Linked DNA regions of Homo sapiens: region 2 is linked to region 1. The links are chromatin loops, found by intact Hi-C in ENCODE. Cell type or tissue: sigmoid colon. All regions are shown on one strand.

Evidence for each region. A loop is a pair of places that touch in the nucleus more often than their neighbours do. Peaks named below come from ENCODE experiments on the same cell type or tissue, not always from the same donor. Only the 100,000 strongest peaks of a DNase experiment are listed, where the experiment ranks them.
Region 2: a loop joins it to region 1, with 6 times the contacts of the local background. A loop is called at or near these places in 2 of 110 quality-filtered maps.

What each region holds. Positions count from the first base shown.
Region 1 is chr12:51,947,353-51,955,352 of GRCh38, forward strand. It overlaps ACVR1B (activin A receptor type 1B), which reads left to right and starts at 4,347. Exons shown (of 9, transcript NM_004302.5): 1 at 4,347-4,482. The coding sequence starts at 4,392. RefSeq lists an enhancer at 4,125-4,744 and silencers at 4,202-4,261, 4,292-4,341. In sigmoid colon, no CTCF peak of the experiment used is centred here; DNase peaks (open chromatin) are centred at 4,139, 4,799 and 5,109; H3K4me3 peaks cover 2,674 bases; H3K27ac peaks cover 3,234 bases.
Region 2 is chr12:52,900,137-52,908,136 of GRCh38, forward strand. It overlaps KRT8 (keratin 8), which reads right to left and starts at 4,940. Exons shown (of 8, transcript NM_002273.4): 1 at 4,522-4,940; 2 at 1,728-1,936; 3 at 1,023-1,083; 4 at 452-547. The coding sequence starts at 4,845. RefSeq lists an enhancer at 1,297-2,141 and a silencer at 3,711-3,880. In sigmoid colon, no CTCF peak of the experiment used is centred here; DNase peaks (open chromatin) are centred at 3,435, 3,817, 4,985, 7,155 and 1 weaker place; H3K4me3 peaks cover 2,512 bases; H3K27ac peaks cover 6,857 bases.

The DNA.
Region 1 (8,000 bases):
CGTATCCAATCAATCTTGTCATTTCTACGTCTTTGAACTCTTGAATCTGTTTCTCTTTTCCACCTTCACATTGCTGCTGCCTGGGGTCAGGTCCACCTCCTATCTTGCCTGGGCTTTGCCTTCTCTTTGGTTTCCTTACAACCAGTCTTGTCTTCCTCCAACCAGCCTCTGTACAAAGTTCAAATTCACTTGGTTCAGCAAAGTGATCTTCCTAACACAATATGATCAGTTTACAAATATGATCAGTTTAGCCTTTCCTAAAATACAAACATGATCAATTTACACTTAGAACCCTTCCAAGTGTACTGAAGAGGGTCTCTTATTAGACTCCCACTCCAGTGTGCTCCATTTCCAAGTAGACTTCCACGTCTGCCTAGCTCACCAACATTACGTTTCCACTGTCCATCATCTTCAGCCTGCATCTTCTGGGTGTACCGCTAGGCTGCTCACGGTTCTCCTAAATGCCAGGCAGAACAGTCTCCTGCCATCTCCTGCCCTCCTGACACAGGCCTATCTGGGGGGACTCTCTGATCTTCCAAGAATCAGCGTAGCCTGTCTCTTCGTGAAAACTTTCTCAACTCCTCAGCCTGTCCCCTCACAGCTGAATCATTCATGTCCCCTGAGTGGCCCTCATTGGCTCTTTACAGGCTTGTGTCCTCGCAGAGATAACCCGTTGTTGCTCTTTTTCTCATGCTTTTCTGTATTAGATTTTAAGTTCCATGAAGGCGAGGACTATGACTTATCCATGTCTATATGTTGTGCCTGGTGTACTGTAGGTGCTTAGTGCTTGTGGAATGGATGAGTGAAGATGAACTATTGCCTTCTTGGGATGAATGACCCTGCTGCTCACCAAGGCAAATGATCCCCTAGGTAGTGGTGTCTCTGTGCGTTGCGACCAATGTGGCAATTGTCACACTGAGTTGTCACTCTAGTCAGTGGGACTAAGGAGTAAGACTTTTTCCTGGAGAAGTGGCTCCTGCTAGCTCTGGGGACTCTCCTGACAAAGAGACAGGGCAGAGGGGAAAAGAAGTTCATAGACTGTGATGTGGGTCCAGCCCTAAGATTAAGACGGTTTACAAGGCCAGGCACGGTGGCTCACGCCTGTAATCCCAACACTTTGGGAGGCCGAGGCAGGCAGATTACGAGATCAGGAGTTCGAGACCAGCCTGACCAATGTGGTGAAACCCTGTCTCTACTAAAAATACAAAAATTAGCCAGGCATGGTGGCGCATGCCTGTAGTCCCAGCTACTTGGGAGGCTGAGGCAGAAGAATCGCTTGAACCCAGGAGGCGGAGGTTGCAGTGAGCCGAGATCATGCCACTGTACTCCAGCCTGGGAGACAGAGCGAGACACCGTCTCAAAAAAGAAAAAAAAAGAAAAAGAAAAAGAAAAAAAAGAAGGCTTACGAAAATGGACACTTACCGGGGCCTTCAGGGATGGTGAGGAGAACTAGCAGGAAGCATCCTTGGGCCAGGCTGTGGGAAGGAGCGAAGGGCACAGGTAGGGATTAGGCAGTCTCTATGTAGCGCGGGACCTAAAAGGAAGGTAGACACATCACCTAGGAAAGCTCTAGTTTGGAGATGCCCCAAACTCTCACAAATGGGGTGTGAGGCATATGATTAACCCCTCCCCTGCTCCACCTCATTTTCCACCTTCAGCTGGGTCCTGAAGACCAGTACCTAGAAAAGCAGGAGATGCTATGGTGTTGAAGAAAGCACAGGACCAGTAGGCTGTGGCTTTAATGATGGATTGTATGTGAGCCTTGGCAAATCGCTTACCTTCTCTAAGTCTCAGTCACTTCATCGGGGCACACTCTGACATGCCTCAACCACTTCCTAGGATTGTAGTGAAGGTCAACTCATAATGATGATAATAGCTATTCTTTTTAGATCACTTCCTATGTGTCAGAGATTATGCTAAATGCTTTACCATATTTTATCAATACTAACAATATCTGTATGACATAGAACTATTATTAGCTCCATTTTACAAGATGAGTAAATTGAGGTTTAGGGAGGTAAAGTATCTTGCCCAAAGTTCAATGCTGTCAAGTGAGCTGATGGAGCTGACGGAGGTGGCATTTGGTCTGTGGAGCCAGCATTCTGGTTCCCTGATCTGTATATTTAGCTGTGTGGCTGACTTTACTGTCTAGGAGTGAAGCAACCACAGGTCCCCTCTGGGACCCCTGGCCTCGAAGCCACAGTGGCAGCACTTAGCAAGAAATAAGGAAAGATACCTCCCTCCCCCCTGGCTTCAGATATGTGCTCCTGAGGGGTTGGCTTTCCCTTCTTAACTGCAGGGGTTGGTGACTGTACTGGGTTGAATAGTGTCCACCCAAAATTCGTGTCTACCAGGAACCTGCGAATGTAATCTTACTTGGAACGAGGATCTTAGCAGCAGATGTAACCAATTAAGATCATTTGCACTCATACTGGATTAGGGTGGGCCCTAATCCAATGACTGGTATCCTTATAAGAAGAGAGGAATGTGGACAGAGATGTAGATGCAGAGGGAAGATAACCATGTGAAGACATGGGGTTATGCTTCCGCAAACCAAACAACACCAAGGATCCTGGGAACCACCAGAAGCTAGAAGAGGCAAGGAAGGATTCTTCCCTAGAGCCTTCAGAGAGCACATGGCCCTGCCAACACCATGGTTTCAGATTTCTAGCCTCCAGAACAGTGAGAGAATACATTTGTATTTTAAGCTACCCAGTTTGGTAGTAGGAAACTAACACAGTAACCTAGCACTGTGTGCACCACAGCTTGGTGGATAGAGCATGGATTGGAAACCACTTAGACGGACTGGGTGGGGTGTGCCTATTTGGGGGAGATGAGGGAGAGGAGAATAAGTTATTTACTCATCCAGCTACACTGACCAACTTGTAGACAATGCCTCCCCATGACTTTATGTGATTGTGTGTACACTGTGTCTGGCGAGTGTGTCTTCAGCTTTATTTTTTCCGGATATGACGATGGGAGTTCTTCAGGTTGGTGAAACTTAGAAGGTGAGAATTCCATTTAAGCAACTGTTCTCCCTATCTCTTGGCCATCCTTTCCACCCCTAGATCTCAGATGGTGAAGCTGTGCTTAGAGAGGTTCAAACCTTGCCCAAGTTTTCACAGCTAGTTAGTAGGAAGCAGAATTCAGATCCAGAATTCTCTGGCTGCAAAAATTCTGCCCTTTCCTTTATATCAAGTTCTTTCTCAAGCTAAAGAAACTGACCTCTTTTCAGAAAGATACGGAGTGATTTGTTTACTTTCTTAAGCATTTCTTCTAGATTTGAAAGTAACATTTATTTGAAAAATATTTAGAAATTATTGAAATGTTAAAAGTAAAAAAATTATGGCAATAACTACTGTTACTATTGGGTAAATATCCTTCCAGTCTTTTTTTCCTATAAACACATATTATCAGTACAATTTGAATAATACTGTAAACAGTGTTGCATTTTGCTTTTTTAATTTAACATTATCTTGTAAGCATTTTCTCATGTCAATAGTTTTTGTAAACAGGATTTTAAATTACTAAATAATGTTCCATCATATGGATGGGCCATAATTTAACATTTTCTATTATTGTCTACTTAGTTTCTACCTTTTTTACAATGATAAATATACAGTTAACATTTTTCATAAACATCTGTCCTCTTATTATTTCTTGAGGACAGGGGACAATACTGGGTAAATGGATATGAAGATTTTAAGGCATTTGATGCATAATGCCAATTGTTTACCAAAAGGGTTCTACCTACCAGCCCAATCAGAGTGCCTCACACGGCACCCTCACCCATACTGTCATCAATAAAGAGCTTTGCTATGTTCTGAAAAGGCGCGTGCCGCGATTCCATCACACAGGCTGCCGCGTCCAGAGGATGGCAGGGGGCGAGGCGAGGCAGGGAAACCAGTTAGGAGACCGCGGCGATGATCCCAGGGGACGCGCTGGGGGCTTGAGGCTAGGCGCAGGGATGGAGGAACTGGAACACGCACGGGATTCGTAGAATATTCGACGGGGGCGGGGGATCGACTCTGATAAGATAATTCTGCACTGCGTGGGGTGCAGGAGAGGGAGGAGACTGCACGTTCGGCTCCGGCCTCCTCCGCGCCGGGCTCGGCACCGATCCGCGAAGTTGGCCGAGGCGTGAGCCCCGCCCACCCCTTTAACAGGGACACTCCCCTTTAAGGCGGGCGCCCGCGCGCGCCCCGGCCCCGCCCTTCGGGGGCGCGCGCGGCGGCCGCGGCGCCGGCTCCGCCGGGAGCGCACGTGCAGGCGCCGGGCGGAGGAGAGGGAGGCGGGAGCCGGGCCGCGGGAGGAGGGGAGGCGCCGGGGGCGCGCGCGCGCGCGCTGGGCGCTGCTGGGCTGCGGCGGCGGCGGCGGCGGCGGTGGTTACTATGGCGGAGTCGGCCGGAGCCTCCTCCTTCTTCCCCCTTGTTGTCCTCCTGCTCGCCGGCAGCGGCGGGTCCGGGCCCCGGGGGGTCCAGGGTGAGTCCTGGGACGGGGGGCGGGGGCCGGGATGGAGAGGGCCCGGCAAGGGCGAGGCCTCGAGCCGCGGCCGCTGGACTACAGCGCGCCCCCTCCCCACGAGCACAATATGGCCGGGTGGGGGGCGCAGAGGAGTCGGGGTGACCCCCAGTCAGCTTCCCCGATCTCCGAGGCGCAGCCGCCCGGCGGCGACGGAGCTCACGCCGGGCCCCTGGGGACCCGAGCCCTGTTCCAGGCGGAACTGGATTCGGGCAGTTCTCAGGGGTCGCGCTCCCAGCGCCCTCGTGTTCCAGAGAGGGGAGTCTGAGCCTCCAGCTCCAAGATTTGGAGGTCCGTGGTTTCTGCCCTTCACCGTGTCCAGGGGCGGGGGGCTTTCTTCCCTCCCTCCAGGTGCTCCTGGGGGGCGTCTTTCTCCCGCCAAGACTGTGGGGTTCGGGCGGTGGGGTCTTAGCCTCTCCGAGGGAACCTGATGTTGAGAGTCCGCGCACCTCAGACTGTAGGGGAAGGGGTCTCTAACCTTTCCTTCAGGTCCTGCACTTGGCGTGTTTCTTCCCCTCCCTCCACTGCCTCCCTAATGTTCTGGGAAAGGGAGTCACATTTCCCCTTCACTCAATCCCTTGAGTTCAGTGGGGCAATCCCCCCTCCGCCCTCCGGCACTCATGCCCCGTGGAGGCTATTTGGAGGAAGTGGGACGAACAGGCCCCTAAACCTTTTTGGAGCCTGGCTTTGGAATCCCTAACCCTATGGAACCGAGTTCCCCAAGGGTTGATGTGAATCTAGGTGTATTTGCTTTCCTCCTCGCCTCCCCCACCCTACCCCGGGGGGCCCATTCAGTTAATCACTTTGTGGATGCCTTTCAGGTGAAATCCTGGAACCTGTCTCCAAACCCCCAAGATTATTTAAAGATCCCACCACTGGACTGTATTCCCGGCCCTTGGTCAGTACTTATTTACCTTCCTACACGATGCCTCTTCCCAGCCCGCCCACCCTCACACACCCCTTACCTCCCAATCCCCACAGTCTGCGGCTCGCCTTATACCACCCCCCCACTCTCCTCTCTGTAGAAGCGGGTACCTTTTTGCGGGACACTTCGCTGGCTGTGTTGTTTTTGAGGCTTTGGGGGCTGAGAAGAGCAGATGAAACCCTAAAATATTTCATTTAAGAGAGTCTTGGCGAATGTGTTTTGGCCTTGGGGTAGCAGATGAAGGTTATATTTGGCAGTTATATTGAAGCGATTATTGACCCACAGATGGATCTGGGAGAGATGATCAGGATTGTATTCGCTCCTGACGTACAAAGCCTGATGCTTTGACTTCTCAGCAGCCCCTAACCTTCCAGCAATGGGAGATAAAGTGTGTTCTGTGGCTCTCTTCTCTTACACTAAAAATAATGATTCTCAGGTGGGTTCAGTCGTCTTTAATAAACCAGACAGTCAAGAAAAGACACCATGCCACTTTGGAATCTCAAAAACAAGTTCATTATCTCCGGCTTTGATATTTGTTCCCAGTGGTGGAGCCTGTGCAGCGGGGTCTTTGTTCACGGGCTAATGCTTCTCCTAAGCACCTCGTGTGTGTTCTTCGGCCTCACTGCTCTGTGGCTTAGGTATCTGTGCTGTGGGGTTTGAGAAACATGGTGAAGGTGTATGAACAGAGCTTGACATTTGTGGTGAGATAATGATTTGCATGAATAAGGATGTTCGTCGGGCCTTATTAAGGGCCATGTTTTTGGAATGTGTAACATAATGTTCTCTACTGGGTAGTAAAAAAAAAAAAAAAGGGAGATTGAACCTCTAGGTTTGTCATTTTATGTGTGTATGTATAAATCTTTAAATCCTCATATAGGAATTTTTATCCTGCCCCTAATATATCCAGGATTTTTAACAGTCATTTCCCTGCTGATTTGATGTAGTGTTTGTGGGGTTTTTCTGGTTGTGAGCCTAGTTAAGAATGTTTGATAATCCAAGTGGTTCTGAATGGGGCAGAGTTCATTTTTTTGTAACCTTCCTAAAATGGATGTTTGTGGGGGTTAAGGTGGGTGAGTAAAATAGGGAGTTCGTTTCTTTTTTTGGTAAATTGGAAATTAGGTTGTGTGTCCAGCAAACATTCTCCAGGGCCTTTAAACTTCTTGGCCAGACACTACAGTTTTTTCCAGGACACGTCTAGTTGCCAATAGTGTATGCTATGGAGACCACTGCTGCAAAGGGCTTAAAGTAAAACGTCAGTTCTGGGAAAATAGAGGCTGTGGGATAACAAGAAGTTGATTTTTTTCCCCTCCCCTGCATTTCCTATATAGTGCTCCCCTACGTGGGCTGGAGGAGTGACAGAGCCAGACAGCTCTGATGCCTGATACTTGGACTTGATGTGAGGGGCAGTAAGGGATAGGTGTTTCTATTAATTAATGAATTAACTAGGACTTAGTAAAAGGCCAGTGATAAGGAGAATGAGTTTCAGTTAGAAATAGCATCCGTTTGATAGGTGTACATGTTTTAAGGCCTGGCTTTGGAATTTTCACATTTAAAAATGTAAAATTGAGTTAGTAGCAGGAGAACATGACATTCATTTCTCAAGACAAAAGCAACAAGAGAGATATTTGACATTCTCATAGGAACATTTTGAAATTTTGTGAGCGGACTAAAAATCTAATTTCAAGCCAAGCCTTGTAATTTTGTTGAGTGGACATGGATTTTAAGTACAGTGGAAGTGCAGTCTTGTAGAGACCTCTGATTAGTTTTGTTTAAACAGCTCCTGGAACAGATGTGATAAAACATATTAAAATGGCTACTCTGGTTAAAGGTTAAAGCCAGATGGAGGGAGGAGGCTGGTTTTCAGCCCTAGAACTTAGCTGCCTTACAAGTTGTCCTTGAACAAGTAACTTAACCTTTCTGTGACTGCCTCAGTTTTCCCTCTGTAAAAATAAGGAAATATTTTGTGTCACTCTTATTGGGACATTTGTGAGACTGACTTACTGATAGCCAGTTGGCGGGGAGGTATTTTTAGACACAGTTTCTGACTTCAGTGAATAAGCAATGCTGGGTTACTTTTTTATCTTAAGGAGCAGAAAAACATACTCTGTGATTGATAGACGTACAGCATGTCACAGTGTGGTTTTCTTTTTGTGCTTTTTTGTAGACCCCTTTCAGATTTCCTCAAGTTAATTTCTGTCTCTGGCAGGCTCTTACATCGTCGACTAGGCAGCATACCTGTGCTAATCAAAGACAGTCTGGAGGGAGTGACCTGCTTTAGGCTTTATTGGTTTGGCAACGTTTTAATTCTTACGCAACTCTGGGTATGTTTATGGCACTATGTAAATGTTACATAAGAACATGGAGGCTGAGAAGTGGCCAGAATGGTGACTGTGAACACAGGAAGGTTAGACTGAGGACTTTATCCAAAAGGACCTTGGGAATCTGCAATCAGTACAGGAAGAACCTGCACTTATTTTCCTCTAAGAACCTTTTTAGATGATTATGTCTTTCAGGTGGACTGCTGTGTTATAAATAGGTTTATTCTCCACCGGTG
Region 2 (8,000 bases), 950 kb after region 1:
TTCTTAGGGTATAAGACAGGGGCAGCAGAGGAGAGGAGCAGGTGGGAGTCAGGGTCAGGGAGAGGGCAAAGTTCCTGAAAAAGGAACTGGGTGCACCAATACTAGGTGCACAGAGGGATCCAATGCAGCTCAAAGATTAGGAACAAGGGCTTTGGGGACAGAGTTGCTGCTGAATCACCACACCCTATGATGACCTTGGATACGTTATTTCACTTCTCTGAGCCCACTTTCTCGTCTGTGAAATGGGGTAATGACTCATCCCTCATGCGAGGGACAGAACATATAGACCCAATAAATACTAGCCGAGCAAATATTGGTGGCTGTAATTAGTCAGCAGTGGGCCTTTGTCTTATTAGTGTGCTGGGGGCTGGGAGGAGCCTCTGGTTGAGTCTCAGGGTGGAGGCGCTGACAAGGCTGGGGGACCCTCACTCTCCTGCGACCAGGAACATACCTCTTCATATAGCTGCCTGAGGAAGTTGATCTCGTCGGTCAGCCCTTCCAGGCGAGACTCCAGCTCTACCTTGTTCATGTAAGCTTCATCCACATCCTGGGGGATGAGGAGAGGGGAGCCTGAGCTGGGTTTCCACACCCAACCCCAACCAAGGGGCTCCCAAGGTCCACCCAATGGCCTGGTCACAGGACTTTCTAGTTGCCCACTTTGTGGATTGATCTTCCAGCCCAGCCTCTGCCCATCACATGTGCATTCTCAGCCCACACACCTTCACCTCTGCTTCCTGCAACACACCCTCTTCCACCTCCTTCTCTAGGGAGCCTTCTAGAGCCAGATCTCCAGTTCTACTGCTCTGTTTTCTGAACCATGTCCCAACACCGATGTCAAGAGTTCTGTCCAAATGCACCTACCACTCCATCCTTGTCTACCTTTCTGTGCACCCAAATGTTTACATAAATGAGTTTGTCCCACTACTTAGGAATATTTAGGGACAAAACCCAGAAAGCTTCTTGGTCTGAGTCTCTGAGCCCCAGCCTCCAGTGTCCAGATAGGAGAAGGGAGACTCCCTCACCTTCTTGATGAGGACAAATTCGTTCTCCATCTCTGTACGCTTATTGATCTCATCCTCATACCTGTGAGGAAAAGACTTACAATTAGAGGATGAAGGCAAAAGGGAGGTTGCCCTTGGTCTTTTGGGAGACAGGGGCGTTGTGAAAATCAGGAAAATTCAGTTCACAGAGATGCAGGATATGAGAAGGCTGGTCCTTCTGCCTTCCCCAGCTGCCCTCTCCACCCTCACCCCTCCCTTAGCCCGTGGGAAGCAGGAAATCTCTCTCCAAATCCATGAATACACATCGGATTGGACACCTTGAGAGTGTTAACAGCAGGGCCTGACATGAGACCTCAGACAGAACTTTCTAGAGTTTGCTAGAGGTCAAGGGTCAAGACTAAAGAGGGGCCAGAATGTTAAGTACAAAAGTGAGGCCCACAGGCTGCCTATCTCTCCCGTCTCAGGTTTACCATGTCAACATTGACACATAATTTGTTCTTCAAATCCAGACAGTTGAGATTGAAAGGGGGTGGGTACTATCAACAATTGTGCTAGGAACCTGGGCATAAACACAGACTGTTCCGAGCAAACCTCATCAGGTGGTCACCCTAATTAGATAGGACTGCACTTCCCACAACAGAGGGCCATGGGGACTTAGTCCCAAGGTCCCAAGGGGTGGAGGAGAGCACGGTGACTTCAGTTGGGTGGAGGGTGGGAGTTGCTCACTTGTTCTTGAAGTCCTCCACCAGCCCCTGCATGTTGCCAAGCTCCGCCTCCAGCTTCAGCTTCTCCTGGCCCAGAGTCTCCAGCTGCCGCCTAAGGTTGTTGATGTAGCTCTCGAACATGTTGTCCATGTTGCTTCGAGCCGTCTTCTGCTGCTGCAGGAGGCTCCACTTGGTCTCCAGCATCTTGTTCTGCTGCTCCAGGAACCGTACCTATACGAAGGAGGAGAGAGCAAAAAGGTCTACATCAGGCCAGGGCTCAAAGTCTGGAGGAAAGCAAGCAGTCTTTTCTCTTAATTCACTCCTCAAGCAGTAAGGTCTCCAGACCCCAGGCACCTGGTTAGCTGTTCTGGAAAGATCACCTATGACCAGGGGGAGAAAGCATGGCATGATGGTGAGGTGGGGAGCAATGTCCCTCAGCATTGGGTAGGGGAAGGAGACAGGTAAGGTAATTATGTTAAAGCTGCATTTGCAAACCAATAGGCCTAACTTCATTTACATAGGTTGTATATTACACATCAATAAAAATAGCCAAGCTTTCTTTGGGAGTCTCCGGCGCCCAGGCTGGAGTGCAGTGGCAAGATCTCAGCTCACTGCAAGCTCCGCCTCCCAAGTTCATGCCATTCTCCTGCCCCTGCCTCAGCCTCCCGAGTAGCTGGGGCTACAGGCACCTGCCTGCCACCACGCCCCACTAATTTTTTTGTATTTTTAGTAGAGACAGGGTTTCACCGTCTTAGGCAGGATGGTCTCGAACTCCTGACCTTGTGATTGGCCCGCCTTGGCCTCCCAAAGTGCTGGGATTATAGGCGTAAGCCACCGCGCCCGGCCAAAAATAGCCAACCTTTCTAAAGATGTTAAGATTGAAAAAGAGGCCGGGCGTGGAGGCTCACGCTTGTAATCCCAGCACTTTGGGTGGCCAAGGCAGGCGGATTTCTTGAAGTCAGGAGTTCGAGACCAGCCTGGCCAACATATTGAAACCCTGTCCCTACAAATAATACAAAAATTAACCGGGCATGGTGGCACGCACTTGTAGTCCCAGCTACTCGGGAGGCTGAGGCAGGAGAATCGCTTGAACCCAGGAAGCGGAGGTTGCAGTGAGCTGAGATCACACCACTGCACTCCAGCCTGGGCGACAGAGTGAGACTCTGTCTCAAACAAACAAAAAAACTTGTAACTCCTTCTAAACTGGAGGGGACAGAAATCTTTTAAGGGTACAGCCTAGTTCCCTCCACCACTCTCTGCAAATCGCTTTCTTCCCCAGGTCATTCTGCCCCAAAATTATTTTTTAAAAAAAAGTGATTATAACATCTTATCCTAATGGAATGTGGGCCAAGCACTGCTGAACTCTTTACATATGTAAGTTTGAATAGGCAAAAACTTTTGCCTATATGGATTTAGGGGCTCTCATATTCATTTTATAGATGAGGAAATAAGACTTGGCAAGGGAGTCCATAACCAGGAACCGGCAGAGCAGTGCGAACCAAGAATTCAGATTCCAAAGCCTATGCTTAGCTGCTCTCTATAAGGACCCCAGGGCTAGCAAAACGCAGTCAACAAGTCAAGTCCAGGCGCTTGGAGCGCCAAGGGCCCCCGACCACTGGGTTCCTGGGGCTCCGGTTCCTCCCGGCTTACTCTGCCCCAGGATTTCCCTCCTCCCGTTCCCACAATGCCTCCCAGGAGCCAGTCAGCGTGAAGGGCCCAATCCTCGGGGCCGCCGGGGGCCCGGGGCCCCTCAGGCAGCGGAGTCCCAGGGCTGCAAAACCCGGCCTGGCTCCTGCTGTGTGAAAGTGGAGCCAGGCCGCTGGGGCGGAGCAGGGACAGGACGCGAGAAAGGGACACGGGCTGAATGGGCGAGGGGCGTTGGTGGGCGACCGCGTTATCTGAAGCCATAAACTTAACAGGACGTAAACCCCGGGCGGGGCGTCCCACGCCCGCAGACTTTGAATCCTGCATGGGCTTTCCGAGGCCAGGCCCTGGCGCCTCCTCCACCCCACCCCAGCCCACCCCACCCCACCCCACCCCACCCACACCGCCCCCGACGCCGAGCTCCGCCAGGTGGAGGAGAGCGTCCCGAGACTGCTGCCCGCAGCCCCTCACCCCGCCCTCGGCCCCGCCCACGCTGCCGGCGCAGGGGCCGGGGTATGACTCATTCTGTGACCCCCGCACTCAGGCCTCCGGGCGCCAAAGGCCTCAATCAATATTTGCCCGTTTGAACCGAGACACCCACTTCCTTCTCCTAGAATGCTAGAATCACACCAAACCCCTATGTAAAAAAAAGAAAAGAAAGAAAAAAAATCACAAAGGCACCACTGGGGAGCCCTTGGGGTAGTGCTGGCGAAGAGGCGAACCTGGAGGAGGGTAGTCCCCGAACAGCTGGGACTGCCGCAGGGCGATAGCTTAAAAGACGGTCAGAACTCGGGTTGGGGTGAGAACAATAACCGCTATTATTTTTTATAATTTGGGGACAGAATGACCTGAGGAAGAACGGGATTTGTAGAGAGGGGTGGTGGGAACTAGGCTGTACCCTTAAGTTGTCTCTCTCTTCCAAGACCCTCCAGTTTAAAAGGGAAGAAGGAAGCCCCAGGATTCATCCCGGCTGTCCAGACCCTCTCCCCACCCTCACCCAGCCCAAACCAAGGTGCACGGGAGGGGTGAGTCGGAGGATGGAAGGGAGAGTGTCGCCAGGGCGGGTGAGGCCCAGCAGGACGCCAGCTGGGGGCTGGAGATGTGCATAGGGACCGGGACTACCAGGAGAAAGGGGCTGCGGGCACAGTCAGCCACGCAGGGGGGACCCTCACCTTGTCTATGAAGGAGGCAAACTTGTTGTTGAGGGTCTTGATCTGCTCCTTCTCCTGGGTGCGCACGGCCTGGATGTTGGGGTCCACCTCCAGGACAAGGGGGCTCAGCAGGCTCTGGTTGACCGTAACTGCGGTGATGCCTCCCATGCCGCTGGCCCCACCATAGCCGCCGCCCAGGCCACCGCGAAAGTTGCTGCTGCCCACTCGGGAGAAGCTCGAGGAGCTGATGCGGGAACCGGGCCCACTCGTGTAGGAGCGGCTGCTGAAGGCCCGGGGGCCAGAGGTGGACACCTTGTAGGACTTCTGGGTCACCCTGATGGACATGGTAGAGGCAGGAGTGGAGGCAGGCGGGCCGAACCAGGCGGAGATCCTAGAAGGAGCGGAGAAGCTGCTTCTTGGTGAGGAGAGCTCTCAGGAATGGCCTTTTATAAAAGAGATCCCAGCCCCGGGGGATGGGGGGGAAAGGCCTCGTACCTGAGTGGCTAGGCCCAGAGGGGGCTGGGCCTAACCCGTCACCTGCCACCTCCGGGCAGGACTCAGGTGGGGGCAGCAGAGAGCTGCCGCCACCCAAGGGCCCGTTCCAACCCTGGAGCCCACTCCAGCACCACCCCCAGAAACCCAGGAAAAGGCAGTTCAGTGAATATGAAACTGGAAGAAATCCTGTCCTGGCACAAGTGCCTGTAACAAGCAGACTTGCCTGGGCCGCCCAGCCACTACAACCCTGACTCCTGGGTCTTGTCTCCCTCCCTCCTGGGGGAAATAAACTGGAGGACTGGGAAGCATGGGAAAAAGGGGTCTCCTAGTATTTGGGTCTCCTCTGAGCTGCCGACACCCCAGAGAAACTCTCCTGTGTTCTCCCTGATTGAAGCGATTATGAGGGCCTGCCTGAGCTGGATGACAGAACAGCTGGAGTCCAAAGCCTTGAATCTGAAATCAACCATTTGCCTCATCTTTCCAGGTTACTGTTCTACCCCTAGCACCTGGTGCAGTGCCAAGAGGGTCTGGGTAGATATTTGTGGAATGAATGAATGAATAAATAAATGAGTGAATAAACATCACACGCGCACACACACACACACACACACACATACACATACACACACAGTGGCTGTCGTCCCTCTACATCTGAAGGTGCAAGATAAAAAGAGATCCAAGGCCAGGCACGGTGGCTCACGCCTGTAATCCCAGCACTTTGGGAGGCTGAGGTAGGCGGATCACGAGGTCAGGAGTTCAAGACAAGCCTGACCAACATGGTGAAACCCCATCTCTACTAAAAATACAAAAATTAGCTGGCCATGGTGTAATCCCAGCTACTCAGGAGGCTGAGGCAGGAGAATCACTTGAACCCGGGAGGCAGAGGTTGCAGTGAGCTGAGATCGTGCCACTGCACTCCAGCCTGGGCGACAGAGCGAGATTCCATCTCAAAGAAAAAAAAGAGCGAGATCCAACACAGCACTTTTCCTGAACATAACCCAGGGGCTTCCTCTCCTTCCAAGATCCTAGGATCCCCTGGGCCAGGTGAACACTGTAGGCCTCACTGAAGGGCCTAGAGAATGATGAACAGGGCTAGAAGGCAGAGAACGCAGGGGTTGGGGGGGGCAAGAGGAGATGGGAGCTATGTCAGGGACTTCATAGTTCTTGCTCTTTGCGGGAGTCACTCCCATTGCTCCCAGTGAGTGAATCATGGGAAGTGAGACAGGACGGCAGGGGGTACAGTGGAGTGGTGTGGCACTCGTGGTGCTACCTGGACCCTCCTGCTTTACCCAGGCTCCCAACGGGCCAGAGGAAATAGAGGAAGAGTCCCTGCACCTGTCTCCCATTATCAAAGTGAGTCAGGAGGGCAGGTTGGGACGTAGCACGCACCTGTGGGAGGTTGGAGATTGGGGAGCTGAGCAAGGCACCCCAGGCCTGGGTGGGGCCAGGCAGGGCATGCTGTGGGTGGAAGGCAGGAGGTTTAGGTCCCCAAGGCAGAGATTCCACCTGCAATTACCTGATGGCTGGGGCTGGGTTCTCTGGAAGATACTGCAGGGTGTGATGTGGGGACTGGATGAAACTGAACTCAGAGGACCAACAGATGACAGCCAGATCCCCTTGAGGAGAGGGACAGGTGACATAGCCCTGACCCAGGGAAGGGGGTGACCACCTACTGGGAGGACAGATGTACAGTTTCTTCCCCATCCTTCTCTAGGAGAGACACCCAGGCTCACAGAAAGACAGGCACATAGGACCCCTACCCAGAAGGACAGAGAGACCCAGAAGCCCCCTCCTTGGAGGACAGACAAACTTAAAAAGACAGACACACAGACAAGCTCTCTTCACAATGCACGCGTGCATACACACACACACACACACACACCCCACACATTGAAGTCCCTTCCAGAAAAATGCATAGATCCCAAGAGCGGGCACAGTGAGTGGCTCCTTCACCTCCCCTCCCCTCCCCAGGCCCTGCCTCCTGCTATGCTGAATGGAGCAAGGGAAATTCAGTTAGCACCTATTTACACCAGGCCTTCTCCCAGCTCCTTTAAACAATGCCTAATTTTCCCAAGAGTGATTGGAAGGCATGCTACCCCCTCCCCAACAAACACCCGCACCCACCAGGGCTGAGAAGCTTTTAACAGAAGACCAAAGGGAGAAGGACTGGGCCCAGTGCCAAACCTGGGACAGGGAAGGCGGAAGGAGGGAGGGAGGGGCTGGTCAGACGGGTATGGCAGCCCTGGAAAGGGAGGACAGGCGCTCTCCCTATCTTCCCTCCCCCACGCTGCTGTTAGAGGGAGCAGGGGGCACTCAGGTCCTGATCTAGGCAGCACAAGGAGCAAAAAAACAGCACCCCAAAGCCTTTCCTGAAATTCCAGTCCCCTCCACCCCACCTTTCTGGTTCCCTGGTTCTAGGAGTGTCCCTTGTTTAAGGTGAGGACAGAGGGGGTTGCCAGGGACCCTGCAGTATGCAGGCTGGAGGGCTGACCCAGACCTTACCCAGCCAGGGGAAGCCCTTTTTTTCTGGGGCAGCCCAGAACCGTCTAGGGCCAGAAGTGTTTGTGTCTCATTTGTCATCTCTCTATTGCCCAGAGACCCCAGCCAAACCTTCCCCCAGATGCCCCAAGCACAGCCTCGGTGCAGGAGAAGAGGCCAGAGTTGGCCTCTCTGATGGCCCCTGCCTGGGACTTCAGGGTTAAAGGCAGAAGGAGAAGGCCCCTGGGACTAGGGCCAAGTGGTGAGGGAAGAGAGAACCAGACTGGAGCAGGCCCACAGGTACAACTCCTTGTAAGGCATTGTGGTCTACACACAGCTGCCTGCCGGACAAAAGGGAACAACGTGTTTGCGGTGCCTGCCCTACCCAGACAACTCTGCCTCAAACCGCCTTTCCTGGAGAGTGAACCAGGGAAGGAGGAGACACTCACTCCCTGTGGGCCAAGAGTGAGGGCCAGGCCCCCTACTTCTGATGGTGCAGGATAATTCAGAGAAGGCCCTGAGACCCT